2 separate regions of the Homo sapiens genome follow, and region 2 is linked to region 1. Evidence: read pairs that join two places in POLR2A ChIA-PET (ENCODE). Cell type or tissue: A673. All regions are shown on one strand. Links, peaks and the distances in the headings refer to the core of each region. The heading gives the core; the rest is flanking DNA.

Region 1 (6,207 bases), core at 1,067-5,066:
CAAAGAACTCTGAAAACAAGAACAACCCCGACAGCTGCAAACCACGAGCCCTCACCTCCAGCAGAGGTTTTCGGGAAACTCTGGACGACCACGCGCATGCAGAGGTAAGGGAATGATCCGGTCCTACCTGGCGTTGACTTCCAGGTTCACTCAAAGGCCACGTGCCACCCTTTGCACATCGTGTTTGGGTTGCAAAGGGGAAAGATGCATATTGAAAGCCAGAAGTGTGCCCAGGCCAACAGACGTCTGAAAGCCACAGGGGACGACCCTGAAAAAGTCTGGCAGATGCAGAACCACAGCTGATCACTTTGGTCCGTTTGAGGGCCCCTTTCGCTCAGCTCTTTTGGGGGTTCCAGGGCTCTCAGAGCTTCCAGGTCCTGTAAGAAGAGATGGAGTCATAGCTGCGCCCTGTCCACTCTCGGGCTGTCACACAAGCCTGGAGCCCAGCCATTTCTCGGCCTTGTCTTCATCTTGGGCTAACCGGTCGTCTCCTGCAAACAGACAGCACGGAGAAGGATGAGTGAACTCGGCCTCTCCCCACAGAATACAGTTCGCCATTACAGCGCTGATTAAATACAGGACATTATCTCACCATAATGCCCTCCTGGCGGCGTTCCCAGGAAAATTCTAACTAATCATAAAAATAGAAAGAAAAACGCAACCTAAATTCCATTCCTCGTCTTAAATGAGTGATGTGTTCACTTTTATTTATTTTTCTGGAAGCGAGGCGGGAAAAGAAAATGAATTTTAGGGCTTAGAAAAACAAGCTACTAATAGTACTAAGTAGAGCTGGGGCGGTGGTGCAGACAGCTTAGCTCTAGCAGGGATGTAGCCGGCATGGCACGGGTGAGTCCTGGCCCTGCTCCTGGCTGAAAACTTAAGAGTTTAGAACTGGAGCACCTGGCAGGGCAAAGGCAGGATGGGGTGAGGGAAAGTTGTGGGGTTGAGTGTGGACCCCCCCAACCCCCTACAAATGCACACACAAGCTAGGCGCTCAATAGCTTTCTTATAGCCCAGGTAGGCAAATCCTCTTCCAATATACCTTTGAAAATAATGCCTGATCTTTCTCCAGCAGCATTCTTTTTGGAAACACAGGCATAGTTTAGGTATTTTTCTCCCTGGAAGGTTCTTTCCTGGAAGTTCACCCAATTAATTCCTACTCACACATTTTAGAGATCTGAACAGTAAGAAGCCTTCTCTAAGAACCCCTACCCTGACTCCAGTCCAGGGGCTGGTCCTGTAAACCTTCTCTTCATAACAGCCATGTGACTGTAATTAATGCAATAACTGCATAGTTGATTGTTTAACATGGTTGTCTGTCCCCTCCCTTAGATTAAAAATGTGTTTGTCTTATTCCTGACTTTGTAAGTACTAGGTACAAAGTAGCTGCCCAATACATGCCTGTGTTGGATGAGTGCTGACGGGTCACGGTGGGCGCCAAAGTGGATGGTACCTTATGCTACTTCGGTGGGGCTCAGGTGTAGCAGCAACAAACACATGTAGAACCAGATCACGGTGGGTCCACACCAACAAGGACCAAGGACCAAGCTCCTCCCTAACAATTTCTGCTCCTTCCTCCTGTGAAGTGTTTTTTGTCGTTGTTGTTGCTGTTGTTATTTTTTGATGGAGTCTTGCTTTTTTGCCCAGGCTGGAGTGCAGAGGTACGAACTTGACTCACTGCAGCCTCCACCTTCTGGGTTCAAGTGATTCTCCTGCTTCAGCCTCCTGAGTAGCTGGGACTGCAGATGTACACCGTCATGTCCGGCTAATTTTTGTATTTTTATAGAGATAGGGTTTTCCTCATGTTAGCCAGGCTAGTCTCAAACTCCTGACCTCAGGTGATCTGCCCACCTCAGCCTCCTAAAGCGTTGGGATTACAGGCATGAGCCACTGTGCGCAGCTCCTTCTGTGAAGTCTTCATAGATAAACCATGGGAGAGTTAAAAATCCTGAAAACCAGCTTCTGAAATGCTTATCTTTTTTTACTTTTTATTTTAAATAGAGACAAGGGTCTTGCTGTGTTGCCTAGGCTGGTCTCAAACTCCTGAGCTCAAGTGATCCTCCCACTTTGGCCTCCCAAAGTGCTGGGACTACAGGCATGAGCCACTGCGCCTGGCTCTGGGATGCTTCTCTTAATATTATACTGGATGAAAAGAAAATAAAAGACATCCCACACCCATCTTGCCTCTCCCTGTCCCCAGTCTGGCATAAGAATCCCACACTGCCAGCCCCCATCTTAGCTACTGCTGAAGTAATGGGCACTGCTACTAGATGGCAAAGTTCTAGCTGGGCTAATTAAGCAGACTGAGCTAATAACCTTCCATTTTGGGACTGGTGTTATTCATAATTTAATGTATTGCTGCTGAAACATTAACCTTTCGACAACTGGCATGTTGCCCACAGCGGCCCAAGTGCTGACCATCTTTCAGTAAAATGAGTATTATTGTTAAAACAGGTATAAATCATTCATGGCTGCAGCTTTTGTGTCAGACCTTACGTGAAAGTACGCAGTAAGCTGGGTAATTTATTTACTTTTTGGTGATTATTTTTTATGATTTTATCATCATATTCAATGATTCATAAACATTGGCCTGATGCCATTTGGTAATCATTTTACATTTTAAATATTGTGTGGCTGTTCTGCTTTTCATCTTTAAAAACTTCAGGATTGATACCGGGCAACTTAATTCAGACACAAATGCAATTTCATTTGAAAGAAGGCGGTGGGTGGAGGGGGAAAAGAATCCCGGCCCCTTCTTTTTAATAAACCATTTTCAACAGAGCTGTTAGGAGCTTCCACTTGTTACAACATTGCACTTACTGTAGCAAACTTTCTTTGAAGTTTAACACACAGAGGGTGCCTTGAAATCTGAATAAAAGCACAGGAAAACAGTTAACAAGCTTCTGGTTGGAAAGACGATGTGATTGAGCCAAGGGTGGAGAGGGGCCTGGAGATGCTGGCCCCGGGCCAAGAAGGTTGGAAGCCACTAGCCCTCCTCCCAGCACCTGGTTGGGGAATGTGATTACAGTCCCCCAGGGACCTGGAAACTCTTTACTGCCTGCCTGCCTGCCTGCTCCGGCTGCCTGCCCCGAATTGGGCTCCTATAACTGTTCCAGAAAGTAGCTTTTGCTCCTTATGACTCCCAGTGCTGGAGACCGGGTGGTGGCTGGGTCTTTCATGGTCTGGGAGCTCAGGGGATCTCCCTCCATCTCGTAGGCGCTCTTACAGCAGCCCTGCACATTTCCTAAACCAATGAAAACTCAGAGGTCTTCGTATGCAATAGCTGAAGCCGAACTTCTTTATTTTTTTTTTTGAGACAGAGTCTCACTCTGTCACCCAGGGTGGAGTGCAGTGATGCGATCTCAGCTCATTGTAACCTCCACCTCCTGGGTTCAAGCGATTCTTGTACTTCAGCCTCCCAAGTAGCTGGGATTATAGGTGTGCACCATGAAGCCCAGCTAATTTTTTTTTTTTTTTTAGTAGAGACGGGGTTTCACCTTTTGGCCAGGCTGGTCTCAAACTCCTGACCTCAAGGGATCCACCTGCCTCAGCCTCCCCAAATGCTGGGATTACAGGGGGATTGCAGGCACAAGCCACCATGCCCGGCATTGAAGCTGAACTTCTGATGGTGGGAAGGGAGTGGGACAGGAGAAGGCAGAGAATGGGGCATCATGTTAAAACTCTTCTTCAAGGCAGAAGTATGCCCGGGAGTAAGCTTGCCTTTAGAACCTCATTTCATGTCAGGTGTGCTGGGACAGAGGGGAACTCAGTCAAGAAGACTGGCACCTTTGCCCAAAACACAGGAGATGAGATCTTAAAACACAGCCATAAGTATGTGCTGTAAAGAAACGGCCACAGGGAAAGCCAAGGCAAGAGGAGAAATATTTTTTCTTTGCATCTCATCTCATCTCTTCTCTTCTCTTTCTCTGTCTCTCTCCCCCTCCTTCCCTCCCTTCCTTCTTTCGAGGTGGGGTCTTGTTCTGTCACCCAGGCTGGAGTGCAGTGGCACCATCACAACTCTCTGCAGCCTCAACCTCCCAGGCTCAAGCAGTTCTTCTGCCTCAGCCTCCCAAGTAGCTGGGACTAGAGGTGCTTGCCTCCTCACCACACCCAGCTAATTTTAATTTTTTTTTTTTTTTTTTGTAGAGACAGGACTTGCTCTGTTGCCCAGGATGGTCTTGAACTCCTGTTCTCAAGCAATCCTCCCCACTTGGCCTCCCAAAGTGCTGGCCATACAGGCATGAGCTGCTGAGCCTGGCCTAGAAAGATTTCTTTCTGGACAGTTTGAATAGGGTTAGCTCTGAGACAGCTCTTACTGTCTTTTCTAACTTGTTTATGTAATTTCCCATGAATAGCTTTCATGACTTTTCAACTGGATTATCTGGTTTTAGGTTTTACCTGGATTTATATATACATATGTCTCAAGTTATTTAATTTTTCATTGTGTTAAAATATAGACAACATAAAATTTGCCATTTTACCCATTGTTCAGTGTACAATTCAGTGCTGTTCATCACACTGGCAGTGTTGTGAGACTATGGCCACGATCTCTTTCCAACATTTCTCGTCACTCTAAACGTAAACTTTTTACCCATTAAGCAATAAGTCCTATTCCCTCTTTCCCCGTCCCCGTGGCCCCTCCAGCCCCTGGAAACCTCTCATCTACTTTCCGTCTCTATGAATTTGCTATTCTGAACATTTCACATAAATGGCGCTGTACAATATTTGTCCCTTTGTATCTGGCTTCTTTCACTGAACATAATGTTTTCAAGGTTCATCCATGTCATAAGATGTATCTAACCTTAATTCATTTTATACCAAATAATATTCCACTGTATGGATATACCACATTATGTTTATCCACTCCCCTGTTGATGGACGCTTGGGTTGTTAGTCTCTTTGGCTATTGGAATAATGTTGCTGTCAACATGAGTGTACAAGTATCTGCGTCCCTTGTGTATCTATTTTTTTTTTTTTTGAGATGGAGTCTCGCTTTGTCACCCAGGCTGGAGTGCAGTGGCACGATCTCAGATCACTGAAACCTCTGTCTCCTGGGTTCAAGCGATTCTCCTGCCTCAGCCTCCTGAGCAGCTGGGACTACAAGCATGGGCCACCAGACCCAGTTAATTTTTTTGTATTTTTAGTAGAGACAGGGTTTCACCATATTGGCCAGGCTGGTCTCGAACTCCTGACCTCGTGATCCACCCGTCACAGCCTTCCAAAGTGCTGGGATTACAGGTGTGAGCCACCGTGCCCCACCTGTTTTGTCTTTGAGATGGAGTTTTGCTCTCTCACCTAGGCTGGAGTGCAGTGGCATGATCTTGGCTCACTGCAACCTCTACCTCCTGGGTTCAAGTGATTCTCCTCCCTCAGCTTCCTGAGTAGCTGGGATGACAGGCACATGCCACCACACCCGGATAATTTTTGTATCTTTAGTAGAGATGGGGTTTTGCCATGTTGGCCAGGTTGGTCTTGAACTCCTGACCTCAGGCGATCCTCCTACCCTGGCCTCCCAAAGTGTTGGGATTACAGGCGTGAGCCACTGCACCTGGCTGTATATCTATGTTTTGACCATCACATTTTTTTTTTCATCTGATCTACCTTTATCTTGGATGCTCTGTTTGCTAGCTTGGCAGAGCCAGCGTGGGCACACGTGGCAAAGCCATTTATGCCTGGGAATTCCTCTCTGACTGTCAACGCCGCCGCTTCAAAGGACTTCTTGCAGTCATCCTCTGGCATTGCCACGGCTGGTGCTGGTTGTGAATTCTGCACCAGCAACCTCCACCCCCTACATTGGACTTGATAAAACAAGCTGCTTCTCAGGTATGCTAAAGAACAAATTAAGAAACAGAATCACCTGGGATGAGTGAAATTCCCTTTCAATCATGTCAGCCGGAGCAGAGGTTGTCATGAAATTTGATGTTAGGGATTTATTTCCTAATATACAGTCTAAAAGGGAAAACAGTGTAAGAGCTGAAATGTGAATTGGACATGTCTATAGAGTGTGAATTGGATTCAAGACAAAATATTGTGAATGGTTAATAGGGTCAGTCTAAGTACACTTCCTGAAATAATCTCTTGGATATGCAAATATTCTGAGAGCTACACTGTCAAATAGCTATTGTATCCTCTTATCTATGTGTTCACAGAACGGCTACATGTTATAACAAATGAAAAATGTGAATTTAAAAAATAATGCCACCCTAA
Region 2 (6,207 bases), core at 1,036-5,035, 980 kb after region 1:
TAAGAACAATAGGAACGGGGGGCCTGTGGGGGAGGCAGGGGGAGGAAGAAGGTTTGCAAAGCTAACTATTGTGTACTATGCTCACTACCTGGGTGATGGGATCAGTCATACCCTACGCCTCAGCATCATATGATATATCCATGTAATAAACTCACATGTACCCCTAATAGTTGAAATTATAAAAAGAAGTTAAAAATGAGTGAATTATATGGTATGTGACTATGTCATAATAAAGCAGGAGGAGGGAATGGAGGATGGCAGGGAGAGAACGATGGAGACAAGGAAGCCAAGAGAAACAGAGTAGCAGGGGTGAGTGACACCAGGACACGAGAGAATGTAATTGACACGGCACATCCCTCCCTCCCTCCCTCCCTCTCTCCTTCCTTCTTTCCCTCCCTCCCACTGCTACTCTAACATTTGCAAAAGCATCTCAACACAGTCTCCCTGAAACATGTTACTCTGCACACCACCAAAATCCAAACCCCCTCCCCATGGCCCCGAGTCTAAGGAAATTCCTAAAAAGGTAGTGAACGCAAGTCCCTGAGCTCCCAGGCTGAGCATCTGGCCTAGAAAACAACTGGCTCAGGTAGGGCCAAGAGAAAGGCCAAGGCCAGGAGAACCACCTCCCTCCTAGCCCCCACTCCTTCCCCAGCCATCACCATCACAAAGCCACTAGACCTATTGACATGTTTGGCCATGTTCAGAGGAGTTTAGTAGCTCTGAAAGAAAGCTGGTGGAAAGATTTAGTGACACATTCCCCAGAAACAAGCACAAAACAACAACAAAACAGTTAATATCTCTAGGAAAAACAAAGTGTAGCCCCAGAAAGGAAATCCAATTGCTGAACATTGTATGGCTCAGTTGAGAACAATATTTATGTAGTTAATATAAGCATTAAGTCTTATTGTCACCAAAATTATGGCACCACTATATTTGGAGAAGAAAGAAATGAGTGGGTATCAGATGGGGAGGTGAATAGTTTAATAAGGCTAAAAACTCATCTTCCTGTTGCAAAATCAAGGATAATGTCTAAAAGTTGGCCAGAGAAAGTGGGGAGCAGTAGCGATGTATAACAATGATTGAGGAGAAAAATCCTGAACAAAATAGCTAAAAGAGTTGGAAACAGCTGCCTTCAAGAGGTTTAAATGGGGAACGCAGAACTACTTACAGCTGAACAAATTTATAATCCTAAAAACACAGAGTTAGGCTCTTAAAAAACTGTATTCATTATACTCTGGGAATCCAACTAGGAGCCATAACTGGTGGCTTTATTAGCATTTAGTTACAAAACAATAATTACAAGGCATCCTGTAATGGTCACACATGAAAACATCAGGGAGCAAAAACATTACCCAACTGTTTTCCCACACGTATCTCTCAGGAATTTGCTTTTCCAACTTTGTTGCTTATAGTGGCAACTTTGGAATGTTTAATCCAGAAATCACAGGACTACCAAAGTTAACACATTTTTCAGAGGCTACCTGCACACCTCTGAGTCTAAATAAGAATCCTGGATACGTCTGAAGTTTGTGCTAAGATTTCGCCACTGCAAACTTTCATTGCTTATCAGAGCATGAATCTCAGGAGGCTATTCCAATAAGAATAAAGAACTTGACAACTGCCTAAAAGATTAAATTTCACAATATTAATACTCAACACTCATTGCAAGTTTTAAAGAGAGCAAATATCCTTCACTGCAACTCACAGAAATTTCTCATCAAAAACAATGAATTTCTGTCAGTGTGCAGAACCATAAACCTTCATAATACTATCAACTCTTTAGGGTGATGCAGTATTTAATTTAAGAAACTTCTGTCCTAGAAGGATGGAAAAATTCTTAAACTCACCCTTCAAAGGTCTTTCTTTTCCCCTGGAAGACAAGGAGGTAACGCTCTTCTTCCTCTTCCTGGCTTTGAAATACCATACTTAAGTTCTCCTAGAGATAAGTGCTTGATACCTCTTCTCCAGTTTGCAACAATTACTAAAATATGTGGAATTAAACACAAGTGTGTTTCGTGACAGTAAATGCAAGCTGGAAATGGTACAGATGAAAGCAATAACTATCAGCAGTTAGTTCTTTTCCCCCTTTTGTGGGTGCAGAAAGAGAAACGACAAAGTCAGTCTTTTCATTCAGATTACCTCCAGCGAGTTTAGCCATCAAGAATTGGTGCCATTAAGTGAAATTCTCCTCGTTAACTTGAGTTAGTTACAGTTTGGAAATCATAAGACATATTACTCTCATCGAAAGCCATCAATGACCACTTAAGCATTAAATTGGAAAAAAAAATGGTTTGAGAAGGGTGTACTGTATCCATTCCCTCTAAATAGGTGCAAATCCTAATTCTTCAACTATTAAATAACAGTTGAAAACCAGATCCACGACAGGAGTTTCAGAGGTGCAAGTGAACACCAGGGAAAATACTGTGAACGGCAGCTTTTCTGACACCTATGTGCAATCAGAGAACGACTCTTTCAGACAAGAGGTGCTCCCACTTTCGTGTGTGTCAGGATCACTGTGGGCTTTTTAAAACACACGGGCCTGGGGCCCACCCCAGAGTTTCTGATTACTTAGTTCTAAGGCAGCTGGGTAATTGGCATGTCTAAGAGGTATCCCAGGTGATAGCGATGTTACTGATCCGGAGAAAAACACTTTTGAGAAACACAGCTTTAGATAAATATCTATTTTAGATACATAATCTTAATCCAGCTCTAATGAGCTTTCAAAGTAATTAAGTCATAGGAATGATTTGCTTTAAAATCTTTTATAAGACAATTCAGACAAATTTTCATGAGCATAAGGATGAGTATGGCTTAAAATCCTTATTTTCAAATGTCATTTTTTGTGAATCATTTTCAGAAAATGAGTCATTACTTAGTTATATATTTCTGCAAACACATGTATTCAAATATCAGAGATCAAAACCGGAAAACTATGTCATTCAGTAACTAATATCTAATTATAAATGGCATACTCATTATAATGAATACAGTGAATTTGGATTATGTCTGAGACTAGAAGTATAGCTGCTGGTACTTATGGCTTACTAAATGATCATCTTTTCTCTTCCATAATGAAAAAAACTGTTGTGATTATTCAAATATTGTACTTGTGGAATAATCACTGTAACTCTTGCAGCTTGCAAACTGTGACATTTACATCCTGAATTAGTATTCAAGGCAAGCCTTTAAAGAAGTAAATTAACTCTCTCCAACACCATGTCTGTCTTTAAAAAACTGCCTCCAGGCAAATTTTTGTGACTATTTACCATAATGTGGTGGGTAGTCGTGCTTCAGATATGAATAACTGAAAGTAGCAGAAATACATGAAACACCCCATCAACTCACCAGGCATTTTTCAATGAAAACAAGCCATTTTCCTAAACTAACTATGTTTTGAACTATGTCTATTTTCACTTATAAATAATTCCAGATTAAAACAAAGATGAAGAGTGAAATCCGCTTATAAGTAGAAAATGAACATTCTCATTAGTTAAGAGTTCAGCCCACCTGAACTAAATCTTTGCTGAGTCCTCTTCCTGTTCTTTACTCTTTCTCACTTTTTACCTGTCTCGGGTGTTTTCTAAAACCCCTACCTGACTTTTCCAGTCCATTTCATGACCTCTATTCAGAATGAAGCATCATCCCACTAATACTTTGGGATGTGGTCTCTTTCCATAAATGAATTTGGGAAATTTGACTATTTGGAGATTGATTATAAAAGAATGGGCCAGGTGCAGTGGCTCACGCCTGTAATCCCAGCACTTCGGGAGGCCAAGGCAGGTGGATCACCTGAGGTCATGAGTTCAAGACCAGCCTGGCCAACATAGCAAATCCCCCATCTCTACTAAAAATACAAAATTAGCTGGGTATGGTGGAGCATGCCTGTGATCCCAGCTACTCGAGAGGCTGAGGCTTGAACCTGGGAGGCAGAGGTTGCAGTGAGCTGAGATCGTGCCATTGCACTCCAGCCTGGGAGACAAGAACAAAACTCCGTCTCAAAAAAATAAAATAAAATAAAAGAATGATGGTACAACCAAAGAAAAGAAAATGATGAAAGATTTGCAGTTCTCATTTTGCTCTGACTTTGGATTTAGGAACCTCAGAGACCTGTATGTCCAAATACCACCTGGAGTAAAACTCACTAAATGAAAGAGGAAACTAAAGAGGAAAGTCGGGAAAGAGCTATGGCTCCACAGATGATTTTGACAGAATAAATATGCAATCCTGTGCCCTCACTTTTATATTAGGTTGGTGCAAAAGTAATTGCCATTGAAAGTCATGGCAAACACTGCAATTACTTTTGCACCAGCCTAATAACACTTAACCAGAGCGATGAATTTTTTACGTGTGTGTGCAGGAAACGCATGACCACGTGAGACACTTCCCCTCTAGCTTTTCTCTTTAGCTTTTCATCTGGTGATGTGCATATAAACACGCTCACTTCACTGCTTATTTACAGTTTCAACTGCCTTCTATCCGCTGACCTTTAGCCAGAATTTTATATAAATATATATATATATATCTTTTTTTTAGACAGGGTCTCGCTCTGTCACCCAAGCTGGAGTGCAGTGGTGTGGTCATATCTCACTGCAGCCTCGAACTCCTAGGCTCAAGGAATCCTCCTGCCTCAGCCTCCCAAAATGCTGGGATCACAGGCAGCCACCACGATCGGCTTGGATATTTTTAAATGAAGACACCATCCTTTTTTAAATTATGCATAGTTTTAACTGCTATGACTCCAGCATTTCTACTTCTGCCCAAAATGGAGTAGCAGTGACTGGATTTACTCTCCAGTCACTGGAACACAATATATGAAACAACAGTGTTTAAGGCATTGGGCATAAGACAATGAGGGACAGTGAGCCCTGACAAATGGGAAACAAACACAGTGAGTGCTCTGATTGCCCCAACTTAGTGCCTGGGGAGCATTTCCAGGCCACCGTACAGGAAGAGGGGGACCCAGGACAGGCCCAGTGACTCCCTGAGTTGAAGCCACAGTGCTGAGAGTCCAGGGAGACCAGGCATCTAGAATTCTCCGAGCAGAGACTAGAAAAAAGAGAATTGCCCAGAGAGAAAATTCTAGAGATCTCCAGAGCTCTTTCTGTCACGCTTTCAGCAGAAAATGGACCAGTACATGGTCTGAGGAGACTACCCAAGGCTGGAGAAAGAACCACCTGGAAGGATTAGACGGAACAGAACTCGCAGCTCACACAAGGCCAAGAACAGTGCTTGTTCCCACCACCCGAACTGGGAAACTTCATAATTCAAGAGGATGTGGGCAGAGTACTCAGAAGAGTCTTGCCTCAGTGGTGTGGGATAATTAGGCCTAGACTAAACACAACTCTGATCCTGCCTAACGAATCTTAAAAGCAAGACCCAAAATGATGGAGCAATTTTCAAGCAACTTAACTGTGTCCCAAAACAAACCCCAAGAATATTTATAAAAATACATAAATATCCAGCACCCAACAAAGCAAAATCCACAATGTCTGCATCCAATAGAAAATTACCAGGCAAGGAAGGAAGAAGGAAAACAGGACCCATAATGAAGATAAAGCCAATCAATTGAAACCAAGCCAGAACTAAAATCAGTAAGAAATCCTTTCTTTTTTTTTTTTTTTTTTTTTTTTTTTTTTTTTTGAGACAGGGTCTTACTCTATTACCCAGGCTGGAGTGCAGTGGTGTGCTCTCAGCTCACTGTAACCTCTGCCTCCCAGGTTCAAGCAATTCTCGTGCCTCAGCCTCCCTAGTAGCTGGGGTTACAGGTGTGCACCACCACACCTGGCTAATTTTTGTATTTTTAGTAGAGACTGGGTTTTGCCATGTTGGCCAGGCTGGTCTTGAACTCCTGGCCTCAGGTGATCCGCCCACCTCGGCCTCCCAAAGTGCTGGGATTACAGGCATGAGCCACCACACCCGGCCAAGAAATCCTGAAGCAAAACAGAACTGAAGCAAATGGAAGCAATAATCAATTCTATTTTGAATTTATACATCATTTTTATTTTATTTTGGTTTTTTTTTTTTTTTTTTTTTGAGACAGGGTCTCGGTCTGTCACCTAGGCTGGAGTGCAGTGGTGAGATCTTGGCTCACTGCAGCCTTGACCTGCTGGGCTCAAGTGATCCTTCCAAGTAGCTACAGGCCCATACTACCATGCCTGGCTAATTTTTGTATTTTTTGTAGGGAGGAGGTCTCACTACGTTGCCCAG

What was found. ChIA-PET counts read pairs that join two places held together with the same protein. Peaks named below come from ENCODE experiments on the same cell type or tissue, not always from the same donor. Only the 100,000 strongest peaks of a DNase experiment are listed, where the experiment ranks them.
Region 2: POLR2A ChIA-PET joins it to region 1 with 13 read pairs; 1 of 35 experiments calls an interaction of 5 or more read pairs at or near these places.

What each region holds. Positions count from the first base shown.
Region 1 is chr16:73,093,108-73,099,314 of GRCh38, forward strand. It overlaps HCCAT5 (hepatocellular carcinoma associated transcript 5), which reads left to right. Exons shown (of 3, transcript NR_027756.1): 2 at 1-104; 3 at 357-667. It also overlaps a transcript of ZFHX3 not described here. Among named protein-coding and RNA genes, the nearest start is that of HCCAT5, 3.9 kb to the left of the region's middle. RefSeq lists enhancers at 1-346, 347-847. In A673, for the core only: no CTCF peak of the experiment used is centred there; a DNase peak (open chromatin) is centred at 2,984.
Region 2 is chr16:74,076,151-74,082,357 of GRCh38, forward strand. No RefSeq gene overlaps it. Among named protein-coding and RNA genes, the nearest start is that of PSMD7-DT, 140 kb to the right of the region's middle. In A673, for the core only: no CTCF peak of the experiment used is centred there; a DNase peak (open chromatin) is centred at 3,181.